Regions from separate parts of the Homo sapiens genome. Here region 1 is linked to region 2. A link is an interaction called in ENCODE POLR2A ChIA-PET data of the cell type or tissue named here. Cell type or tissue: OCI-LY7. All regions are shown on one strand. Links, peaks and the distances in the headings refer to the core of each region. The heading gives the core; the rest is flanking DNA.

Region 1 (8,000 bases), core at 1-8,000, 130 kb before region 2:
TGCCTCTCGATCACCTGAGGTCGGGAGCTCAAGACCAGCCTGACCAACATGGAGAAATCCCATCTCTACTAAAAATACAAAATTAGCCAGGCATGGTGGCACTATTGCATTCAAGCCTGGGCAACAAGAGTGAAACTCCGTCTCAAAAAAAAAAAAAAAAAAAAGGCCAGGCGCGGTGGCTCACACCTGTAATCTCAGCACTTTGAGAGGCCGAGGCGGGCAGATCACGAGGTCAGGAGATCGAAACCATCCTGGCTAACACGGTGAAACCCCAAGTCTACTAAAAATACAAAAAATTCGCCGGGCGTGGTGGCAGGCAACTGTAGTCCCATCTACTCGGGAGGCTGAGGCAGGAGAATGGCGTGAACCTGGGAGGCAGAGCTTGCAGTGAGCCGAGATTGTGTCACTGCACTCCAGCCTGTGAGACAGAGCGAGACTCCGTTTCAAAAAAAGAAAGACCCCACCTCTACAAAAAAATTTTAAAAATTAGCCAGGTGTGGTGGTGCACACCTATAGTCCCAGCTACTTGAGAGGCTAAAGTGGCATGATCACCTGAGCCTAGGGAGGTGGAGGCTGCATTGAGCCATGATGGCGCCACTGCACTCTAGCCTGGGCAACAGAGTGAGACCTCATCTCAAAAGAAGAGATAGATTAATACTTAGAGAACTGCCAGCCAAGAGTTCTTAACCTGTCAATCCAAAAGCCCTTAAAGAATCTATAGATTGGCTTCAGGGGATTAACTAAAATTGTGTGTAAAATTGGTTTTTTCTGTATCTTCCTTGGAAAAATTTTTATATTTTTTATTGAATTCTCAAAGGAGCGAAAGACCCAAAAGAGTGTAGAACTATCAAGATTTGGCCAGGAATAGTGGCACATGCCTGTAATCCCAGCACTTTGGGGAGCCAAGGCAGAAGGATCACTAGAACTCAAGCGTTCAAGACGAGCCTCAGCAACATAGTGAGACCCTGTCTCAGTTTAAAAAAAAAAAAAGGTGACTAAGTAAATAAAGCTTTCTTAGGACATAAAGAAATTTTTTAAATTGATAAATTTGACTTTATTGAAATTTAAAACTTCTGCTCTTTAAAAAAAGACCATTAAGAAGCCACAGAATGACAATCTGGGCAAAATAGCAAGGCCTTGTCTCTATAAAAAAAAAAAAATTTTTTTTAATTAGCTGGGTATGGTGGCACACACCTGTAGTTCCAGCTACTCAGAAGGCTGAAGTGGAAGAATCACCTGAACCAGGGAGGTCAAAGCTGCAATGAGATGTGGTCATGCTACTGCACTCCAGCCTAGGCAACAGAGTAAGACCCCGTATCAAAAAAGAAAACAAAAAGCCACCATAGAATGGAAGAAAATATGTGCAATACATTTATCTTGCAAAAGACTTGTATCCAGAATATACAAACAATTATTGGGCCAGAAATGTTGGCTCACGCCTGTAATCCCAGCACTTTGGGAGGCTGAGGCAGGTGGATCACCTGAGATCAGGAGTTGGAGACCAGCATGGCCAACATGGCGAAACCCCATCTCTACTAAAAATACAAAAATCAGCTGGGCATGGTGGTGTGCACCTATAATCCCAGCTACTGGGGAGGCTGAGGCATGAGAATCATTTGAACCCCAGAGACAGGGGTTGAGCCAAGACTGTGCCACTGCACTCCAGCCTGGGCAACAGAGCAAGACTCCATCTCAAAAAAAAAAAAAAAAATTCTTGGCCGGGTGCAGTGGCTCATGCTGTAATCCCAGCACTTTATGAGGCCAACACGGCTCACCACAATCTCAACCTCCTAGACTCAAGCAATTCTTCCATCTCAACCTCCCAAGTAGCTAGGACCACAGGCATGTGCCACCACACCCAGCTAATTTACTTTTTATTTTTTGTAGAGACAAGGTCTCACTACATTGCCCAGACTGGTCTCGAACTCCTGGGCTCAAGTGATCCTCCCACCCAGGTCTCCCAAAGTGCTGGGATTACAGATGTGAGCCTCCATGCCCAGGCACAAATATTTTCTTACCTTTTAAAAATATATCTAATCATCATGGCACGAATATACCTATATAAAAAACCTGTACGTTCTGCACATGTACCCCAGAACTTAAAGACTTAAAGTCTAATAATTATAAAGTATCTCTACTGATAATTTGTAAGGCACAACCACAACATATGTATATTTACTTTTTTAACTATATGAATACTAATGTATGTATTTTGTGTACTGGAAAACATACAAAAATCTGCCAGGCGCGGTGGCTCACGCCTGTAATCCCACCACATTGGGAGGCTGAGGCAGGAGGATCACCTGAGGTCAGGAGTTTGAGACCAGCCTGGTCAACATGGTGAAACCCCGTCTCTACTAAAAATACAAAAATTAGCTGGGAATGGTGGCAGGCACTTGTAGTCCCAGCTACTTGGGAGGCTGAGGCAGGAGAACTGCTTGCACTCAGGAAGCAGAGGTTGCAGTGAGCCAAGATCACACCACTGCAGTCCAGCCTGGGTAACAAGAGTGAAACTCTATCTCAAAAAAAAAAAAAAAGAAGAAAGTATACAAAAATCAAAGTGTGAAAAGGATGAAATAGTAAAAAACACTTGGGTAATGCAGCATAAACATGCTTATTAAACACATAAACACTGGGAGGCTGGCTATGTCACTTTACATCTCTAGGTGGATTCCAAAAATTACACTCCAGCCTGAACAACACACTGAGACCCTATCTCAAAAGAAAAAATAAAAAAAGACAAACCAATATTTAAAAGAAGCAAGCGATATTAACAAACTTCACAAAAGCAGATATACTAAAGGCCAATAAGGAAAAACAAACAGATATTCAATATCATTATTCATCAAGAAATTACAAATTAAATTTACAATGGCCTAACACTGTATATCCATTAGAATGGCTAAAATTGAAAATAGTGACAATACAAATGTGGGCAGGAATGCAGAATATAATGAACCTCTCATATACTGCTAATGGGAATGTAAAATGGCATAACCACTTTGGAAAACTGGCAGTTTCTTTAAAAAAAAAAAAAAAAAAAAAGTATAACTGTCATGTAAGCCAGTCATTCTGTTGCAGGAATCTGGAGACTGGAGAGACCAATGCGTGGAACAGGAGGATTTTCTTTAGGTGGCCACCAGCCCAGCAGATTAACATCCAAAGGCTGAGCCCTCAACAAAGACAGGGCTTGACTTTTATACACACTTCTGAAAGGGAGTTGGCTAGTTTGAATGGTGCGGTGGGAATGTGACAGTGCGAAACTCATGGGGCAGGCAAGCAGGCTTACAGAAGCAGAACAAAGGCAGTTAATTAAATTGCGACAGGTCTCGCAACGCAGGCATAGCTTGTGATCATGCAGCTGCACAGTAGGGAAAACAGGAACTTACAAAACTTGTGAAACACAGGTATTTGTAGAAATAGTTATGAGAAAGGAATTTGTTTTCTTTTCTTATCCTCACTCTGGGGCGGGGTGTGGGGGGCAGTGTGCTGGGAGAGTATCTGGAGCTCATTCCTTTGGGCTCTGGCTTTTCAGATAGTGTTATCAAGGCTCTGCCAGGGCCCTGCCTATTGCTGGCCTTGGAGTGAGTCAGCCAAGTACAGGAAAACTTGTTTTTCTCTTTTTAACTTTGCTTCAATTCCACTACTATTAATTACTCAGTAGAAATGAAAACATTACCACCCAAAAACTTGTATATGTATGTTCATAGCAGCTCTTTCCATAATGTCAAACACCAAAGACAACCCAGATTCCATCAACAGATGAAATGACAACTTGTGGGCTGGGCATGGTGGCTCACACTTGTAATCCCAGCACTTTGGGAGGTCGAGATAGGCAGATTGCTTGAGGACAAGGATTTGAGACCAGCCTGGCCAACACAGTGAAACCCCGTCTTTACTAAAAATGCAAAAATTAGCTGGGTGTGGTGACATGCACCTGTAATTCCAGTTACTCAGGAGGCTGGGGTAGGAGAATTGAATTGCTTGAACTCAGGAGCCGAGACCATACCACTGCACTCCAGACTGGGTGACAGAGAAAGACTCTGTCTCCAAAAAAAAAAAAAAAAAAAAAAAAGGCCAGGCACGGTGGCTCACACCTGTAATCCTAGCACTTTGGGAGTCCAAGGCGGGTGGATCACGAGGTGAAAAGATCGAGACCATCCTGGCTAACACAGTGAAACCCCATCTCTACTACAAACACAAAAAATTAGCCAGGCATGGTGGCAGGAGCCCGTAGTCCCAGCTACTTGGGAGGTTGAGGCAGGACAATCGCTTGAACCTGGGAGGCAGAGGTTGCGGTGAGCCGAGATCATGCCATTGCACTCCAGCCTGGGCAACAAGAGTGAAACTCCATCTCAAAAAAAAAAAAAAAAAAAAAGGAATATAAAGTGGTACATCCACTTTGGAAAACAGTTTGGGAGTTTCTTAAAAAATAAGCATGTATCTACTACATTACCCAGCCATTTCATTCCTAGGTATTTACTCAAGAGAAATAAAGACGTGAATGTTCATCATAGCAGCCTTAGTCATAAGGGACAAAAACTGGAAATAACCCACATATCCATCAACATGTGAATAAACAAATTGAGACCTATCTCTACAATGAAAAATTGCTCAACAATAAAACGGAACAAACTACTGATGCATCCAACGACACAGATGAATCTCAAAGACATTATGGTGAGCAAAAGAAGCAATGTCTAAAAGACTACAAACTATGATTCTACCTGTATGAAACTAGAAAAAAACTAATCAACAGTTAAAGGAAAACAGACCAGCATTTGCCTGGAGCCAGGTCAGAAGAGGAAGAGAAATTACTGGTAAGGGGCAGGAGGGTAACTTTTGAGGTAATGTTCTCTATCTTGATTGTGGAGGTGATTACACAGTTATATACCTTGATGAAAACTCAAAATAGTCACTGAGTGGTGTTAAGTCAATAAACAAACTAAAAAAGGACTTGTGGTTACCATCATGACCATGTAAGGAGGTTGACAAATCTCTTCTCAAGAAAACTATAAAGCTAACCCAAAACAGTCAAGACAACCATTTCAGCACTTGGAAACTGACCAAAAGCATAAAACAAACTAAGAAATGTTCACTCATGAAAACGACTGAACTTTGGGTAAGAATACCATGAGTCTCTGTGATTCACACCTAGGATCAACTCCCCTATTCAGTACCCTACTCCTCAGTTCAAATCACAGGTTGAACTATGAGTCCAGTAGTTTAACCAGGGAAGGACAGAATATGAGTACCAACCACTGCACTGCAACAGCTGAAGGGAACAGATGAGATGTGGAGTATCGTTACTCCAATCTTAGTGGCCAATTGCCTGCCATTGGGTCTTACCTGAGACAAGCAACAAATGAGAAGATGAGTCAGAGATTTATCAGGAAGCTCCATGAAATAAGACAGCCATAGGAGGATTCATAAACTCTCAAAATATCCCAGAATGGTCAGAGGCTGTTGAAATGCACAGCAGAGACCACAATAGGCCCAAGCTTCCTACATAACCCTGCTCAGCGGGATCTATGTGCACGCGTGCGCACACACACACACACACAAATTTGAGAGCCCTGAGAAAAGAGTTGGGGCAGACTTGAAAGCTAGTACACACCTTCCAGCCCTGTACAGAACCAAGATGTTATCTTTAACTCTCTTTCCCTCATTTTTCATATCCAATTCATCCTTATGTGCAACTGATTTCACCTCCTATACCTCTCTTTAAGCTCTCCATTTCTTTTCATTTTCACCACTATCACCATCCAAGCTACCAACAACTCTCGTGTAGACAATTTTAACAGACTCATAACTGGGTTCCTTACTTTTACCACCGTTCCCCTCCAATCTCTACACACCAAAGCTGTTTTCTTTTCAACTGCAAATCTTAAAGTACTCCACTACTTAAAACATTTCAGGCCGGGCACGGTGGCTCACACCTGTAATCCCGCACTCTGGGAGGCCGAGGCAGGCGGATCACAAGGTCAGGAGATCGAGACCATCCTGGCTCACACAGTGAAACCCCGTTTCTACTAAAATTACAAAAAAATTAGCCGGGCGTGGTGGCGGGCCCCTGTAGTCCCAGCTACTGAGGAGGCTGAGGCAGGAGAATGCCGTGAACCCAGGAGACGGAGCTTGCAGTGAGCAGAGATTGCACCACTGCACTCCAGTCTGGGCAACAGAGCGAGACTCTGTCTCAAAAAAAAAAAAAAAAAAAAACCCATTTCAATGGTTTCCCACTATTTTTATAGTTAGGACATTTTTGCTCTTAACATAGTCTACAAAGTATGTCCCGTATTATCTGCCCTCCTGCCAGATTGCTCTTTCTAAGCTCTCTCACAGTTCTTAAGCCCCAGCCATACTCCTTTAATGTCATGAGGCCTCTATACTTGCTTCTTATGAATGGAAGATTCCCCAACATTCCCCTTCACCTAGTTAATTCCTTCTCATCCTTCAGAAGAATAACTTTCTCAGAGAAATCTTTCTTGGCTCCCCAGATTGGTCAAATACCTCTACTATACATTTTCAAAGTACCATGCACCTGTCAAAATCAGTTAACACAGTTTTAATTACACACTCATTTGCGTGATTTTTCATCGAGAAAGAAATGTCTGTCTTTCTCAATGGACTATAGCCTTAAGGAAGGCAAGGAAGAAACAGTCCCAGCACCTACCAAATGCTGTGGCAAATGATAGGGGATCAATAAATACTTATTTGCAGTGGTTCACCCCTGTAATCCCAGCACTTTCGGCAGATCATCTGAGGTCAGGAGTTCGAGACCACCCTGGCCAACGTGGTGAAACCCCATCTCTACTAAAAATACAAAAATTAGCTGGGCATGGTGGCACATGTCTGTAATCTCAGGTACTCGAGTGGCTCAGGCACAAGAATCACTTGAACCCAGGAGGCAAAGGTTGCACTAAGCTGAGATTGCGCCACCACTGCACTCCAGCCTGGACGACAGAGCAAGACTCTGTCTCAAAAAAAAAAAAAAAAAAAGTCTGGGTACAGTGGCTCACGCCTGTAATCCTACCACTTTGGGAGGCCAAGGCGGGCGGATCACCTAAGGTCAGGAGTTCGAGACCAGCCTGACAGACATGGAGAAACCCTGTCTCTACTAAAAATACAAAATTAGCCAGGCGTGGTGGTGCATGCCTGTAATCCCAGCTACTCAGGAGGCTGAGGCAGGAGAATCGCTTGAACCCGGGCGGTGGAGGTTGCGGTGAGCCAAGATCATGCCATTGCACTCTGGCCTGGGCAATAAGAGCAAAACTCCGTCTCAAAAAAAACAAAAACAAAACAAAACAAAAAATTATACAAACCTTGGAATAATTTAGTGTAGTGAATGTATACGTATTTTTCTCCTTTATTCAAAATTCCTACAAGTCTGCGCTCATTTTATAATTTAAAAATAATGCTCAGGCTGGGTGCAGTGTCTCACGCCTGTAATTCCAGCACTCTGGGTGGCCAAGGCAGGAGGACTGTTTGAGCTAGGGGGTTTGAGACCAGCCTGGGCAACACAGCAAGACCCCGTCCCTACAAAAAAAAATTAAAAATCAGTCAGGCATGGTGTTGCATACCTGTAGTCCCAGCTACTCAGGAGACTGAGGTGGGAGATAACTTGTGCCCGTGAGATCAAGGCTGCAGTCACTCCAGACTGAGTGACAGAGCAAGATCCTGTCTCAGAAAAAATAATAATAATAATCCTCAAAAAAATCTTGCAGTATTTTTAAGTTTTCTAACATACATTTTAGTTTTTAGCATATAAGTCTTATACATTTTATTAAATTTAATTTTTGTGGGTACATAGGTGCATATATTTATGGGATACATGAGATGCTTTGTTACAGGTACACAATATGTAATAGTCAGATCATACAAAATAAGGTATCCATCCCCTCAAGCATTTATCCTTGTGTTACAAACAATACAATTATACTATTTTAAAATGTACAATTACATTATTATTGACTATAAGTCATCCTATTGTGCTATCAAAT
Region 2 (10,276 bases), core at 2,277-10,276:
AAACATAAGGTTGGGGACTTTCTAGATTATAAGATACTTAAGAGATACAAGGACTGCCCGGGCATGGTGGCTCAATACCAGCACTTTGGGAGGCCGAGGGGGGGTGGATCACTTGAGGTCAGGAGTTCAAGACCAGCCTGCCCAACATGGCAAAACCCCGTCTCTACTAAAAATACAAAAGTTAGCCGGGCATGGTGGTGTGTGCCTGTAATCCCAGCTACTCAGGAGGCTGAGGCAAGAGAATCGCTTGAACTCGGGAGGTGGAGGTTGCAGTTGGCCCAGATTGTGCCACTGCACTCCAGTTTGGGCAACAAGAGCAAAATTCCATCTCAAAAAAAAAAAAAAAAAGAGATACAAGGACCAGTGTATGATCCATCTACCAAAGACATTTTAGGGAAATTTGAATATGGAAAAGGCATTAGACTGAAGCAAATTATTGTTAGGTGGTATTGTGGTTATGTAGAAAACTGTTCTCCTTTTTGGAGAAGTTTACTAAGTGTTGTAGGTGAGAAGTATTAGGATTTCTGCAACTCAATTTGAAATGCCTTCGAAAAAAGTCTACCAAGCAAATATGCAAAATGTTAACGCATATTGAGTCCAGGTCTTTTTTGTTTTCTTTTTCTTTTTTTTTTTTTTTTTTGAGATGGAGTATCGCTCTTGTTGCCCAGGCTGGAGTGCAATGGCGCAATCTCGGTTTACGGCAACCTCAGCCTTCAGGGTTCAAGCAATTCTCCTGCCTCAGTCTCCCGAGTAGCTGGGATTACAGGCATGCGCCACCATGCCCAGCTAATTTTGTATTTTTAGTAGAGACGGGATTTCTCTATGTTGGTCAGGCTGGTCGCGAACTCCCAACCTCAGATGATCCGCCCACTTAGGCCTCCCAAAGTGCTGGGATTACAGGCGTGAGCCACTGCACCCAGCCATTATTTTTCTTTTTTACTTTTCTGTTTTTGTCTTTTTTTTTTTTTTTTAAGACAAAGTCTTGATCTATCGCCCAGGCTGGAGGGCAGTGACCTGATCTCGGCTCACTGCAACCTCCACCTCCCCGGGTTCAAGCAGTTCTCCTGCCTCAGCCTCCCAAGTAGGTGGGATTACAGGTGCATGCCACCACACCTGGCTAATTTTTGTTTCTTCATTTGTTTTTTGGGATGGAGTTTTGCTCTGTCGCCCAGGCTGGAATGCAGTGGTACAATCTCGGCTCACTGCAACCTCCACCTCCCGGGTTGAAGCCATCCTCCTGCCTCAGCCTCCCCAGGAGTTCAAATTACAGGCACAGACCACCGCACCCAGCTAATTTCTGTATTTTTAGTACAGACAAGATTTCACCATGTTGGCCAGGCTGGTCTTGAACTCCCGACCTCAGGTTATCCTCCTGCCTTGGCCTACCAAAGTGCTGGGATTACAGGCGTTAGCCACCAAGCTTGGCTAGTTTTTGTATTTTTATTAGAGATGGGGATTCGTCATGTTGGCCAGGCTAGTCTCGAATTCCTGGCCTTAGGCAATCCACCCACTTGGGCCTCCCAAAGTGTTGGGATTACAGGCGTGAGCCACCACGCCTGGCCTTTTCTGTATGTGTTTAAGATATCGCCAGGCGTGGTGGGAGGCCAAGGTGGGTGGATCACTTGAGGTCAGGAGTTCGAGAGCAGCCTGGCCAACATGGTGAATCTCCACTTCTGCTAAAAATACAAAAATTAGCCGGGTGTGGTGGCACACACCTGTAATCCCAGCTACTCGGGAGGCTGAGACATGAGAATCGCTTGAACCTGGGAGGCGGAGGTTGCAGTGAGCCGAGGTCGCGCCACTGCACTCCAGCCTGAGTGACAGAGTGAGACTCTGTCTCAAAAAAAAAAAGTACATCTGTAAAAAAAAACTGAACAGGCCAGGCGTGGTGGCTCACGCCTGTAATCCCAGCACTTTGGGAGGCCGAGGTGGGCGGATCAGGATCACAAGGTCAAGAGATCAAGACCATCCTGGCCAACATGCTGAAACCCCGTCTCTACTAAAAATACAAAAATTAGCTGGGCATGGTGGTGAAGGCCTGTAATCCCAGCTGCTTGGGAGGCTGAGGCAAGAGAATCACTTGAACCTGGGAGGTGGAGGTTACAGTGAGACAAGATAGCACCACTGCACTCCAGCCTGGTAGCAGAGCGAGACTCCATCTCAAAAAAAAAAAAAAAAAACAAAACTGAACAGTTGAACAATTAGTGGGGCGTGGTGGCACACGCCTGTAATCCCACCTACTTCAGAGGCTGAGGCAGGAGGATCGCTTGAACCTGGGAGGCAGAGATTGCAGTGAGCTGAGGTCACGCCATTGCACTCCAGCCTGGGCAATAGAAACTCTGTTTCAAAAAAGGAAAAACTGAAAAACTGAACATATTTCCTACCTTTGCCCCAGCTCCATTTTTCATCTGGTACCCCTCCTCCCCAGAACCTGCCTTGACCCCGCCTCTGGTACCACCCCCAACTTCAGCCCATGGTTGGGCCTAACCAGTGGGCACCCTCCACCTGTGACTGGAGTGATCTGGGCTGGAGCCCCAAGGTTATTCAGTCGTCCTCAGCTTCCTTGAGCCTACCGCCCCTCTCTTCTACCTCAGCTAATGATCTCACTTCTCACCTCTCCAAGAAAACAGAGGCACTGGCTGGGACTTCCTTCAATTTCCTTACCTTCCCACATAAAACACAGCTGAGGCCCCAGTTTGCCTTTCCCTCCAGTATCAGAGGTTGAGGCATTCGTCCTCTGGTCCATGGCCCATGCCTTCACCTGTGATCCCACCCACACACCCCGCACCTTCTTTGCCTCAGTCGTCTCTTGGTCTTGTACCTTCAACCTTCCCCTCTCAATTGGCCTCTTCCCAACAGGACTGTACTCATTCAATAATTTGTTCATTCAATTCACAAATATTTATTGAGCATCTACTCTGCACCATGTCTTGCTCTACGCATTGGGAACAGACCAGTGAAGGAGTCCTCACCTCTTGGTGTTTCCATTATAGACAACCAGAAAGACACGAGTATGAATAATAACAAGAACAAAAATCAAGCAATCAAGGCTGTGTAGTATTGGCATAAAGATGGGTCTATAGATCAATGGAGTAGGAGTGAGAATCCAAAAATAAACCTGTGCTTTTGTGGTCATGAGTGCCAAGACCATTCAAATGGAGAAAGAATAGTCCTTTCAACAAATGGTGTTAGTACAAGTGGATATCCACATGCAAAAGAATGAAGTTGAACCCCTCCCTCACACCATAAATTAATTCAAAATGGATCAAAGTCTTAAATATAAGGACTAAAATTGTAAACCTCTTGGCAAAACACATAAGGGTAAATCTTCATGATTAAGTTTTGGTCAGTAGTTTCTTAGATATGATACCAAAAGCACAAGCAACAAAGAAAAAATAGGTGGCTCACACCTATAGTGCTAGCACTTTGGGAGGCCAAGGCAGGTGGATTGCTTGAGCCCAGGAGTTTGAGATCAGCCTGGGGAACATGGTGAAACCTTGTCTCTACAAAAAAATATAAAACTTAGCCAGGCATGGTGGCACACATCTGTAATTCAAATACTAGGGAGGATGAGGTGGAGGGGATCACTTGAGCCTTGGAGATCAGGGATACAGTGACCCCAGATCGTGTCACTGCACTCCAGCCTGGGTGACAGAACAAAGTGAGAGCCTATCTTAAAAAAAATTTAAAAAAAGTAAAGAAAAACCAAGAAAACTAGACCTGATCAGAATTTAAAATTTTTGTGTTTAAAATGACACTGTCAAGAAAATGAAAAGACAACCCACAGAATGGGATAAAATATTTGTAAATTTCATATCTGATAAAGGACATATCCAGAATACATGAAGAATTCTGACAACTGAACAATAAAGACGGCCGGGTGCAGTGGCTCACACCTGTAGTCCCAGCACTGTGGGAGGCTGAGGCAGATGGATCACATGATGAGGTCAGGAGTTCGAGACCAACCTGGCCAACATGGTGAAACCCCGCCTCTGCTAAAAATACAAAAATTAGCCGGGCGTGATGAGCACCTGTAATCCCAGCTGCTCAGGAGGCTGAGGCAGGAGAAGTTGCAGTGAGCCGAGATCATGATACTGCACTCCAGCCTGAGCGACAGAGCGAGACTCTGAAACAAAACAAAACAGAACAATAAAGACAAATTACCCAATTTTTAAAAAATGGGCAAAGGATCTAAATAGATATTTCTCCAAAGAAGATTATAAATGGCCAATAAGTACAAAATACAAAAATTAGCCGGGAGTGGTGGCGTGTGCCTGTAGTCCCAGCTACTCAGGAAGCTGAGGTGGGAGGATCATCTGAGCCTGGGAGACGGAAGTTGCAGTGAGCCAAGATCGCGCCACTGCACGTCAGCTTGGGTGACAGAGTGAGACCCTGTCTCAAAAAAACACCAAAAACCAAAACCACTGGATTGTACTCTTTGTGAATTTTATGGTATGATAATTATATCTCAACAAAAAGAAAATAAAGAAATAAATAGGAAAGACATCAGGTAATTTCAGAGAGTGGTAATAGCTCTAAGGCAATTCAACAGGAAGATGTGCTAGAGTGACTTGGGACCTGATAGGAGCTCCTAGAGCCAGGGGAGGGGCCAAAGAATACCTGTTTGAGGAGGGACTCCAGCTGATTGACAGGAGGAGTCATGGGGTGGCAGAGGGAACAGCAAACCCAGGCCCTGTGATAGAGAGGCCAACTATATCTCTGGAAAAAGCCCTGTCCCGCTATCCCCCACTCACAGCTGCTCTCTTTGTTCTACAAAGCCCTGTTTTCCAATCTCGGTTTTTGCTTAAAGTTTTTGCCTGAGAGATATGAAGATTTTCCAGATTGTTCTGAGTATGGCTGGAGTTAGAAGAACAAGTTCCCAGACTGCACCTTCCATTTGTCCTCGGTGGGCCTGAGAAATCACATCTCTTCGGTCTTCTTTCTCCCAGTTTCTCACTAAGGAGGGAAAAGCCATATCTCACCCAAGTGAATCTCCTTCGGAGTCAGCGGGGGTGGGGGGCGGGGTGCCTCAGAGACTGGGTGCTGGGGAGCCTGCAGAGTTTCCCAGGCCTTACCCAACAAACTCGGGCTACGCTCTGATCTTGTCTGTCTGTTCTAGAATTAGAATCCAGCAGGGGATGGCTGTCACAGGGATGCATACTAACACTGGAACACTGGTTTACTTCTTTCTTTTTTTTTTTTTCCGAGACGGAGTTTCGCTCCTGTTACCCAGGCTGGAGTGCAATATGTGATCTCAGCTCACTGCAACCTCTGCCTCCTGGGTTCAAGCAATTCTTCTGCCTTACCCTTCCAAGTAGCTGGGATTACAGGTGCCTGCCACCATGCTGGGCTAATTTTTTGTATTTTTAGTAGAGATAGGGTTTCACCATGTTGGCCAGGCTGGTCTTGAACTCCTGACCTCAGGTAATCCACCCACCTCAGCCTCTCAAAGTGCTGGGATTACAGACGTGAGCCACCACATCCAGCCTAACACTGGTTTTCATGAGAAACAAAGTCAGATCTTTTCTGACTGAAAGTCAATCTGAGTTGGCTGAAGGCCTTTTTTTTTTTTTTTTTTTTTTTGACGCAAAGTCTCGCTCTGTTGCCCAGGCTGGAGTGCAGTGGTGTGATCCTGGCTCACTGCAACCTCAGACTCCCGGGTTCAAGCAATTTTCATGCCTTAGCGTCCCAAGTAGCTGGGATTACAGGTGTGCACCACTATGGCTGGCTAATTTTTGTATTTTTAGTGGAGATGGGGTTTCACCATGTTGGTCAGGCTGGTCTCAAACTCCTGACCTTTCGTGATCCACCCACCTAGGCCTCCTAAAGTGCTGGGATTACAGGTGTGAGCCACTGCACCCAGCCTGGCTGAGGGATTTGATGATGGGTTCTGCCTTTGCCATTTCAGACACATTTTCTATAAATCAAGCTAGCTGAATCTACAGCTCTGGAGGGTTTTTTTTTTTTTTTTTTGAGACAGAATCTCGCTCTGTCACCCAGGCTGGAGTGCACTGATGTGGTCTTGGGTCACTGCAACCTCTGCCTCCCGGCTTCAAGAGATTCTCCTACCTAAGCCTGCCAAGTAGCTGGGATTACAGGCGTGCACCACCACGCTCAGCTAATTTTTGTAGTTTTAGTAGAGAGGGGATTTCGCCATATTGGCCAGGCTGGTTTCAAACTCCTGACCTCAAGTGATCTGCCCACCTCGGCCTCCCAAAGTGCTGGGATTACAGGCGTGAGCCACCAGACCTGGCCTCTGGGTTTTTTTTTTTTTTTTTGAGACAGAGCCTTACTATGTCACCCAGGCTGGAGTGCAGTGGCGCGATCTCAGCTCACTGCAACCTCCGCCTCCCGGGTTCAAGCGATTCTTCTGTCTCAGCCTCCCGAGTAGCTGGGACTACAGGTGCCCGCCACCACGCCCAGCTAATTTTTGTATTTTTAGTAGAGACAGGGTTTCACCGTGTTAGCCGGGATGGTCTTGATCTCCTGACCTTGTGATCTGCCCGCTTTGGCCTCCCAAAGTGCTGGGATTACAGGCGTGAGCCACCGTGTCCGGCCAACGCCCAGCTAATTTTTTGTAGAGATGAGGTTTCGTTGCCCAGTCTGGTCTTCAACTCCTGCCCTCCAGTGATCCACCCACCTCGGCATCCCAAAGTGCTGGGATTATAGGCTTCAGCCACCACGCCCAGCCCTTTTAGTATTTATTGAGCAACTACTGGGTACAAACTCTTTGTCATTCCTCCACTAGCAAGAGCAGTGATTTCATGAGCTGCTTTTCAGCCTTTGTTTTCATCTGTAAAATAGGATATCTTCTCTTTGAGGGGCAACAAGGGGTAGGTGTGGGTGGGTGAGCTATAAACCCTAATCCTCACCCAGGAGGAGGTGCAGCCACCTTTCTGGCCACTGGCTGGAGACCTCCCCCTTTCCCCATACTCCTCCTTCCACTCCCTGATCCAAGCACTGCCAGAACCCAGCATTCTCTCACTTTCTCTTCCTCCGTTTTGAATCAGTAGGTTCAGAAGTGCTTGGCTTGATATGAAGCTGGGGGTGCATCCAACAAAATCAGATGCCTAGAGAAGGAGCAGGATTGGGGTGGGAGAGAGAAGACAGATAATTGGGTTGAGGAACCTGGGGGCATCCTGAAGGAGGTGCCCAGTGGGCAGTTGCTTTGTGCTGGGCCCAGGGCCAGGTTATACGTACTTTGAATATTTTATCTTCATAGCTATCCCATTTGGTGAGGCTCAAAGAGCGAAAATGACATTCCTGGTAAATGGCCCTGCTGCAGTTTGAATTTGTATCCATCTGACTCCAGGTCACGTAAGCTCTTTTTGTTTTTGAGACGGAGTCTCGCCCTGTAGCCCAGGCTGGAGTGCAATGGCGGGATCTCAGCTTACTGCAACTTCCACCTGCCAGGTTCAAGCGATTCTCCTGCCTCAGCCTCCCTTGTAGCTGGGATTACAGGCACGTGCCACCACGCCCAGCTAATCCTTTGTATCTTTAGTAGAGACGGGGTTTCACCATGTTGGCCAGGCTGTTCTCGAACCCCTGACCTTGTGATCCGCCCTCCTCGGCCTCCCAAAGTGCTGGGATTACAGGCATGAGCCACTGAGCCTGGTCATAAGGTCTCTTATACTTTTATTTATTTATTTATTGGAGCCAGAGTCTCACTCTGTCACCCAGGCTGAAGTGCAATGGCATGAACATGGCTCACTGCAGCCTCCACATCCTGGGCTCAAGCGATCCTCCCACCTCAGCCTGCCAAGTAGCTGGGACTATGGGTGCGAATCATACACCACCATGCCAGGATAATTTGTTTGTTTGTTTGTTTGTTTTTTTAAATGGAGTTTCGCCTTGTGGACCAGGGTGGAGTGAAATGGCGCGATCTCAGCTCACTGCAACCTCAGCCTCTTGGGTTCAAGCGATTCTCCTGCCTCAGCCCCCCGAATAGCTGGGATTACAGGTGTGTGCCACCACATCCGGCTAATTTTGTATTTTTAGTAGAGACGGGGTTTCACCACATTGGTCAGGCTGGTCTCAAACTCCTGACCTCATGTGACCCACCTGCCTTGGCCTCCCAAAGTGCTGGGATTACAGATGTGAGCCACAGCGCCTGGCCTACTTTTTGTATTTTTTGTAGAGACAAGGTTTAGCCATATTGCCCAGGCTGGTCTTGAACTCCTGGGCTCAAGCGATCCGTCTGCCTCAGCCTTCCAAAGTGCTGGGACTAAAGGCGTGCACCACTGTACCTGGCCTCTTATGCTTTGTAAAGCATTGTCTGGCACCAAAGGCTGTTTGTTCCTCAAACATCTTGAATCCTTTTTGGGAGGATCTGAGTTTTGTACAACTCATTTGGTCCGTTATTGAAACCACAATTCTGTCTGATGGAGACACAGGCTTGGAGAGGAGAGGAGGGGATAGATCAGGCATCATGAAATGTTTCTGGAGCACTCACTCTGAGCTTCACGGTCTGGGCTTGTTCACTGGAGGTCAGAGAGTATATGTCCTTAGTCTTGTTGGAAGTGACTGTCCAACTGGATGAGACCAGATTTAGAAGCCATTAGTTACTACCAGGACTCAGGGAAAATGGCTGCCTGTAGGGGTGGGAAGACTACCAGGAGGAGGAGTCTTCTAAACAGGATGAATGGAGTCTGCCCAGGGGAAAAGGCAGAGTGACTGGCATGAGCATAGGCTGGACAGGATGTGGCTTGTCCTGGCACTGGGCAGTTGGGGGAAGTGAGAGCAGGAGGGCAGGGATTAGTGGCCACCATACCAAGCTTCAGAAGGAGGTTTAAGAAGAAGAAAACTTAAAGGTGGATGCTTGAGTCCTTCGGGCTGGGGCTGGGCGTACAGGCTCAGGTTAGCGACAGGACCTGGTATTTGGGGCAGGAAGGAGACTGCTGGAGGGCTGCCTGGTCTCAGATGTGGTCAGGCCTTCCTTGATCTTAAGTTGAAAACTGATTCAATTTTGGGGAAATCCGTGGGTGGGGAGAGGAAGGAAACAGCTCCTAGACCCATCAGAAGGCATGGTCCTGGTGTTCACCAGCTATGTTCAGGATTAATTACCAAAGGCCTCCATGCCTCTCCCAAGACCTAACTGTTTAGTCAGAAGGCAGATGCTGTTCCTGTTCAGTGGGAACAAGGAGCTGGAACTAGGATGGGAGTTTGTCTCTGGGCAAGTCATGCTTCCTTTCTAGAAGATGGGGATAACAATAATACCCATCTCAGAGGAGTAAATGAGTATCCTGCAGGGTAGCTGGAACAGAGGAGGATAAGCTACAACTGTTATTGTAACAACAGGCAGAGCCCTTGCTGGAGTTGTGTTTCTAGGGGAGGAACCAGTGTCTTCTGGACACAGAAGAGTGAGCTTTCTACTGCTCAGATGCCATCACGTCATTATCCTCCTCCCTCACCTTCCATGGCTGCTTACTGCCTTCCAGATAAAGCTTCAACTCTTTAACTTAACCAACCAAGCCCTGAAGGGTGAGGCTCTGTGTCTGCCCCATCCTTGGTTGAGCCTCTTTCTGCACTCATTACCTCTGCCCCGGCACATACACTAGACATGCTTGTTGTGGTCAGTTCCTCTGAAGCCTGGTGTTTCTCTGGACTCTGCTGGAATCTCTGCCTCTTCCCCTTCTTGCCTGGCTATTCCTGAATATCCTCCAGGACTCTCTCTGGATGTTGCTTCCTCAAGGATACCCCTGAGTTAGTTTCAAGGGCATTCTCAGCTTCTCCAGCACCCTTGGCTTCTCTCTCAGTACTCAGTTCTCTGCCTTGTTATTACCTGTCTGCTTTTTCCACAAGGCTGTGACGGGGAGCCCCAAAATATTTATGGAATTAATGAATGAAAAGGGGTGGTTCTAAGAAAAAAGAGATCACTGTACATTGGCCAAATGTCCCAACAGGTATCTATTATATCTCACCAGGGTAGGAATTATCAGTAACCAAGATTTACAGATGAGGAAACTCAGCCCAAGGTAGAGTCCCTCTGCCTGTCATTCAAATTTCTGGGCACCTGTGTGTAAGCACCATGCTGGGCTTTTCACAGGCAGTATGTGTAGGGTGGACAGGCTGAGAGCAAGCACGTGAGGCCCATCATACCAGGTGAGAGTTAAGGTGCTGACACCTTGCATGAGGGCTTAGTCTCTTGGACCTCAATTCTTCGTAGGGCTGGTGAAGGGTCATAGGAACGACTGTATGTGAAGTGCCCAGGACAGTGTCCAGTACACTAGTACAGACCCAGCAAGTGTTTACTGATTCTTATCTCAGTCCTAAGGAT

The links. Peaks named below come from ENCODE experiments on the same cell type or tissue, not always from the same donor. Only the 100,000 strongest peaks of a DNase experiment are listed, where the experiment ranks them.
Region 1: POLR2A ChIA-PET joins it to region 2 with 15 read pairs; 4 of 35 experiments call an interaction of 5 or more read pairs at or near these places.

The regions. Positions count from the first base shown.
Region 1 is chr5:176,991,487-176,999,486 of GRCh38, forward strand. All of the region lies in intron 1 of UIMC1 (ubiquitin interaction motif containing 1), which reads right to left. Among named protein-coding and RNA genes, the nearest start is that of UIMC1, 11 kb to the right of the region's middle. In OCI-LY7, for the core only: no CTCF peak of the experiment used is centred there; a DNase peak (open chromatin) is centred at 3,315; H3K4me3 peaks cover 2,708 bases; H3K27ac peaks cover 4,615 bases.
Region 2 is chr5:177,120,001-177,130,276 of GRCh38, forward strand. No RefSeq gene overlaps it. Among named protein-coding and RNA genes, the nearest start is that of NSD1, 8.6 kb to the right of the region's middle. RefSeq lists an enhancer at 9,465-9,514. In OCI-LY7, for the core only: no CTCF peak of the experiment used is centred there; DNase peaks (open chromatin) are centred at 4,001 and 4,601; H3K4me3 peaks cover 1,404 bases; H3K27ac peaks cover 3,815 bases.